Linked DNA regions of Homo sapiens: region 1 is linked to region 2. Evidence: chromatin contacts called from ENCODE POLR2A ChIA-PET data. All regions are on one chromosome and are shown on one strand. Each heading gives the region's core, a stretch centred on a gene start or an enhancer-like site at or near the end of the contact. The rest is flanking DNA. Distances are from core to core; before and after follow the strand shown. Region 1 overlaps PC (pyruvate carboxylase). Region 2 overlaps TOP6BL (TOP6B like initiator of meiotic double strand breaks).

What was found. ChIA-PET counts read pairs that join two places held with the same protein, here RNA polymerase II (POLR2A).
Region 1: POLR2A ChIA-PET joins it to region 2 with 10 read pairs in WTC11. The contact joins two enhancer-like sites. POLR2A ChIA-PET finds 5 or more read pairs at or near these places in 9 of 52 experiments (A549, AG04450, CD8-positive, alpha-beta memory T cell and 6 more).

The regions. Positions count from the first base shown.
Region 1 is chr11:66,919,849-66,923,102 of GRCh38, forward strand. All of the region lies in intron 3 of PC (pyruvate carboxylase), which reads right to left. Among named protein-coding and RNA genes, the nearest start is that of MIR3163, 13 kb to the right of the region's middle. RefSeq lists enhancers at 101-200, 1,301-2,241, 3,222-3,254. Within about 2 kb of position 1,266, at least 3 of the 41 ENCODE cell types and tissues checked have a DNase peak (open chromatin) inside an H3K27ac peak, as active enhancers do.
Region 2 is chr11:66,832,510-66,835,818 of GRCh38, forward strand. All of the region lies in intron 12 of TOP6BL (TOP6B like initiator of meiotic double strand breaks), which reads left to right. Among named protein-coding and RNA genes, the nearest start is that of RCE1, 9.3 kb to the right of the region's middle. Within about 2 kb of position 1,947, at least 3 of the 41 ENCODE cell types and tissues checked have a DNase peak (open chromatin) inside an H3K27ac peak, as active enhancers do.

The DNA.
Region 1 (3,254 bases), core at 16-2,515, 87 kb after region 2:
CCATAAGTCCTGGAGAAGAGGTACAGAGATGCTGTATCACTCAAGAGGAATGCCTGGGTTTAGAAAATGGGCATCAGGTCAAAGGCACATCAGTGACCCAAACTTCTGCAAATGGCTTGATAATAGCAGTTACAGCCTTGAAATGTAGGTTACCATGGTGCCTAGCACAAAACGGTTGTTGAATGAATAAATGAATGAACGGACTCAGAACAAGGCTGGCTCATTCTGGTAATCAAACACAGAGAGAAGGCTGTGTAAGTGATGAGGGAGGACCCAGAGTATACCACGCCTCTTGCTGTGGCACAGAGGAGGGGAGGAGGGGAAAGACGAGAGAGATGGTGTTCTCAGACTTCACAGGCCAACACGATGAATCCAGCTGGCTCAGAAGACACCCTGCAGAAAGGTGCCAGGCTACTCATTGGAGGGAACTTCCCTGTAACTGGTATTTACCCAGCACCCCGTCACCCTCCTATGGGCAACAGAAATTTCTGTCTTCTTTTTCCTGCCACAAGCCCCTGCCTAACAGCTGAAACTGTTAGGAAAACCTGAAACTTAAATTCACCTTTGGAAAGAAGCCCCATATCTCGGATGATAAAGCTGGGACAAGCGGAGGGGGACAGGAAAATGGATATGGACCTAACACTGGAGAAAGTGGCAGCCCCGGGAAGGCCTGTCCCCTGGGGACCTGTTTGGAGCATCAGAGAGGACAGAGAGCCAACCCTATAAGCAACAGCTTCCCAGCAATCCCAAGAATCGTAGAGCCATTTCTTTGTCTTCGCCGCACCCTCCTCCAAGCAGCCTCCCCGCCTTGACTCCTTCCTTCTGTGGGGTATCAGAACTCCAACCTCCTCAGGGAACAGAGCTGGGCCTGGATGCAAATGTAACATGTTCAGGACATGGAAATACAGGCATGAGGCTGGGCGTGGTGGCTCACGCCTGTAATCCCAACACTTTGGGAGGCCGAGGCAGGTGGATCACCTGAGGTTTGAGACCAGACTGACCAACAAGGTGAAACCCCGTCTCTATTAAAAATACAAAAATTAGCCAGGCATGGTGGTAGGTGCCTGTAGTCCCAGCCACTCAGGAGGCTGAGACAGGAGAATTGCTTAAACCCAGGAGGCAGAGGTTGCAGTGAGCCGAGATCTCCAGGCTGGGTGGCGGAGCGAGACTCCGTCTCAAAAAAAAAAAAAAAGAACAGAAATACAGGCATGAGGCAAGGGCAACGTGGCTGAGGACGAAATGCCTTACTTGGCCCTTGGCTCAACGGCCACCTGACTGCATCCATTTATGTGCCAGTTCCCTTGGAGTCGTGAGGAAGACAAACCACTTTCACTAGGGCAACACGGAGCGTGGAAACGACCCCGCTAAAAACCCAGCTGCTTGCTAAAAACACTTCTCCTTTACATTTCTTCAAACTCTTGGGTAGGATTATCTTTCTTTTCCCGATAGCCTTAAAGAACCAGTATTTCAGGGAGGAAATAAAAGGAAAAAGAGAACAGAGGCCAAGGATAATTTTGTAAAACAGATGAAAACCAAGATGTCTAAGCAAAGAACCCTGCTTCCTCCCAGACCCCAGGCATTGCGTCAGATGCTACTGGGGTAGGAAAAATAAAAGGAAGCCAAAGACTCTGCAAAGGACACAAGCACAGAAATGACAAAGCAAAAACCTGGAGCCATTCAGGGAAATAAAAGCACAAACACACGGCCCTCTGGGGGTGGTGGCTTTGTTCTGGTGCAGGGGAAGGCAGGGGCATGGGCGGTGGGGTGGGAGACAGGAGCCTAGATCTGAGCTCTGCCACTCCCGAGCTGGATGGCCCTGGACAAGCAGTTCACCCCTTGGAGCCTCAGTTTCTTCAAGGTAACGCCTTTTACCTCCAGAGCTGTTGCAGTAAGTAGAGATAATACATGAAGAGGCCCCAGGACAGCAGAACAAACTTAGTTGCCATGATTATTCTACTGTTGTATTCTTTTATATAAATTTAGTTCTAGATGAGGAAAAACCAAACAGCAGATCCAAAACCACCCAAGAGTTCTAATCTCGTTTTCCCCACACTTTGGAACTGTCCCTGAGATCTGACTGTCAAGGATCTACAAAGAGAAAGCTGCCCACTGTGACATCACTCGCAAGGAGTTCTCTCCCTCACCCCATCTTCCTCATGACAATTCCCCTGTGCTTGTGAATGAGGGTAGGGGTCCCTTTGTCCCCATAAAGCCCAACCAGCACCTACAATCCCAGAATAGATTTACTGACGAAGTAAAGGGGTTTCAGAGAGTCTTAAGTCAGAGAGGAGAGTGTGGGGCTGGAAATCTAAACAGAATAACGACAAGAAAGATGAGGAGACAGCTACAGACAGTTGAACTTTCACTCAATAAATAACTGCACCATTCTAAGATTAAAACAGTCTTTCAGTCATCAGCATTGGCTGGAAAAAGCAATGAGCCTAGACCGGGCACAGTGGCTGAGACCTGTAATCCCAACACTTTGGGAGGCTGGGGCGGGCGAATCACTTGAGGTCAGCAGTTCGGGACCAGCTTGGCCAACATGGTGAAACCCCATCTCTACTAAAAATACAAAATTAGCTGGGCGTGGTGGTGCGCGCCTGTAATCCCAGCTACTTGGAAGGCTGAAGCAGGAGAATCGCTTGAACCCAGAAGGTGGAGGTTGCTTGTAGTGAGCCGAGATCGAAAGAGCAAGACTTTGTCTTAAAAAAAAAAAAAAAAAAAAAAAAAGCAATGAGCCTAGCTAGCACTTCCAGAGGTGCATCCACAACTCCAGCACTTCCAGAGGTGCATCAGGGATAAGTACCTGGTCTTCCTCCACTCTTTCATTTCTGTCTCTGGCCCAGATCCCCACATGGCTGCCAGCAACACAGCAACACAAGGAAGCCCAGAGCCACAGACAGCTGGAGAAGATGAGGCTTCTGCATCACTGAGATGGCTCATTAGTTTCACTTCACTTCTTAGGCTTTAACCCTGACTCTGATAAACCATCTTGTCCAAGCTTGCTGTTAGCTAAAACAGGGGTCTCAGACAGGGAGGCAAAGGTATGAGATTGTCCTTGTTCCTAGAAAAATGACTCTGAAGAAAAAAAGCAAGGCATAGTCAATAACACTAGCTTCATAAGGACAGAATGGCCCACCATTGCTGCCACATCCCATCTTGAGGCGTGCTGAGCAATGATGGCGCAGCAGGGAAAGGCGAACACACAATAATGTGGGGCAAGAAGTCGGGCTAGGCACCGGGCGCGGTGGCTC
Region 2 (3,309 bases), core at 697-3,196:
ACCCAAGGATCAAAGCATCTTATGGACTTTACCATCCTCCTCTTCAGTGTGATTAGAGAGGCACAGAGCAGCAGTAAAGCCGTTAGTGCTCCCTTCACCACCCCTTCCATGGCTGGCTGTGCCTTCTACGATGCACTTCCCAGGAACGTGTCCACTGTTCCTTTCAGCTGCTTCACCGCAAATACTCTTGCCAGTTTCCCTCGGACTTGGAAAGCCGCTGTCCACGCCTTGCGCAAATAAAGCTAAAATCCATTGTATCAGTTTCCTGGGATGCTGTCAGAAATTAACATCAACTTGAAGGTTTAAGAACAATCCAAATTTATTGTGTCACAGTTCTGGAGGCCAGAAGTCCAAAATCAAGGTGTTGGCAGGGCCACACTCCTTCCAAAGTTTCTAGAGGAGAGTGCTTCCTTGTCTTGCCTCTTCTAGCTTCTGATAAAAACTGTACCTTGGTTTCTTGTAGTTTGCATAACTCCAAACTGTAACTCCATCTTCACATTGCTTTCTCCCTGTCTCTCAAATCTTTCTGCCTTTTTTTTTTTTTTTTTTTTTTTTTGACACCGAGTCTTGCTCTGTCGCCCAGACTGGAGTGCAGTGGCAACGATCTTGGCTCACTGCAACCTCCGCCTCCTGGGTTCAAGTGATTCTCCTGCCTCAGCCTCCCGAGTAGCTGGGATTACAGGCGCCTACCACCATGCCCAACTAATTTTTGTATTTTTAGTAGAGACGGGGTTTTGCCATGTTGGCCAGGCTGGTCTCGAACTCCTAGCCTTAGGTGATCTGGCTGCTTTGGCCTCCCAAAGTGCTGGGATTACAGGCAGGTAATTAGGGATTTAGGGCCCACCCTAAATCCAGGCTAATCCTGTCTTGCGATCTGGAATTACATGTGCAAAGACTTTTCTCAAATAAGCTCACATTCACAAATTCTGGGGGTTAGGATTTGGACATATTTGGGGTGGGGGAGAATGCAGTTCACTACAGCCATCCACATCTTCAGCTTTCTAGGGACAGGTTCAGGGTAAGGCATGTGCTGTTATCATAGGACCCAGGATATAAGCGCAGAGGGACTCCTCAGGATCTAGGAGTGCTTCAGCCTCTGAAGTACTTTTACTTGGGCCTCTGTGGTATCCCAGTAAGACCTAAAAAAGATAATCTGGGCCAGGTGCGGTGGCTCACTCCTGTAATCTCAGCACTTTGGGAGGGCAAGGCAGGTGGATCACTTGAGGTCAGGAGTTTGAAACCTGCCTGGCAAACATGGCAAAATTCCGTCTCTACTAAAAATAAAAAAATTAGCCAGGCCTGTTGGCACACCCTTGTAGTCCCAGCTACTCAGGAGGGTGAGACATGAGAATCGCTTGAATCTAGGGGGCGGAGGTTGCAGTGAGCCAAGATCATGCCACTGCACTCCAGCCTGGGTGACACAGCAAGACTCTGTCTCAAAAAAAAAAAAAGATCTGACCTCTTTTACCCTGTTCTTTTGCTATAGTCATGGCTCATAGCCTCAGGGCCATTCATAGCCCAATTAATTTGGCATATGGCTAGTGAACTCAAGGTCTTACCAGTAGTCATAGGTCTTGGAAAGAAGGAACACTTACTGAATCCCTAATCTGTGCCGAGATTTTCACTTTAATCTCTGCAAAGATGTTATAAATTAGGTCATAGTTTTCCCATTTTACAGATGAGGAAACTGATTACAGAACTTTCATAATTTGCCCAGAATCACAGTCAGTAAATAGCAAGGCTAGAATTTGTACCGAGAGCTCCCGGCTCTGAAACCTGGTAATATTGTTAACACAGAGGACTAGGTTGCAAGCCCAGGGCAGATGAGTGATCCAGGTCATTGAGTAGAACCCATGATTCTCCACTCAACATCCTCTGGTAATGGCCATTTAGTGATAAATAACTTGTTAGTGGTACAAGAGTGGCACCCAGTGGCTTCAGCTAGAACTACAAGACTAAGGATGATAGGTCAAATTCTTTGACCTCTGGGCCATTCTGTTTCCATTTCTAAACAGGAAAGGTAGAATAGCTGACCTCTTGAGTAACAGGGAAGAAAACCATCTATTATATGCTTTATTGAGAAACTGAAAAAATGAGGGAGTGTGTATTCAGAGTGAACATATTCAGGGAAAGGTCATGCAGGAATGGAGAAGGTATTATTTTTGTTTTTATTTTTTTAGAAACAGGTTCCCGCTATGTTGCCCGGGCTGGAGTGCAGTGACTATTCATAGGTGTGATCATGGTGCACTACAGCCTCGAACTCCTGGGCTTAAGTGATCCTCCTGTGTCAGCCTCCTGAGTAACTGGAACTACAGGCGTGCATCACTGCACCTGGCGAGGAGTGGATATTTTAAGCCTGAATGTTTGAACAGAGACAGTGGGCCAGGAAGGAGTGAACAAGATAGTACTCCAGGGTTTAGTGTCATAGATATATGTAGGGACTGAGAACTTAAACCCAGAATGAGCAGGAGTAGTATCAAGGAGGCAATTTTCTAAGGAAAGGCATTGTTTCCGGCGGGTCGGGGGAGGGGGTAGACTAGAAATAAATGTCCCATAGAATGTTAAATCCAAGGTGTATTCTGAGGTCAGGGCTGTCTTATCTGGGGGACCAGGTGATGAATGAAGGGTGTGCAAGGCTACCAGAGAGGCCCAGAGCTTCATATCTCAATGCGGGTAGTTCCTTGATAAGACCAATTTCAAGATAGGAGAAAGATTTATCTATGACACGAGATTTTCCAAGCTAAAGCCAAAAAAAAAACCAAGTTCTGTCTCAAGATAAAAATATTTAGAAAATATCCTGTTTCTTTCTTTATGTCTTTAGAATTATTTTTGCCCCTCCTATGTTCCTTGGAATATAATTACTTGGGAACTAAAACTTGTTTTAGTAAACAATATATGATAGATCTCTCATGGAGATAATTCATATACCATAAAATTTACCACTTTAAAGAATAAAACTCATTGATTTTAAGTATATTCACTGTGCTGTGCAGCCATCGCCACTAAAATTACAGAACATCTCCATCATGCCATTAGCAGTACCTATTCGCAGTGAGTCCCAGTTCCCCTCTCCCTTCAACCCCTGGCAACCACTAGTATGCTTCCCATCTCTGTGGATTTGCCTATTCTGGACACTTCATATAGATGGGACCATACAACATGGGCCTTTATGTGCCTTCTTTCATTTAGCATGTTTCTAAGGCTCATCTATGTTGTACCATATAACAATTTCATCCATTCTTTATGGCTGAATAATAATCCATTGTATTGATATACCACATTTTATCCATTAATTAGTTGATGAACACA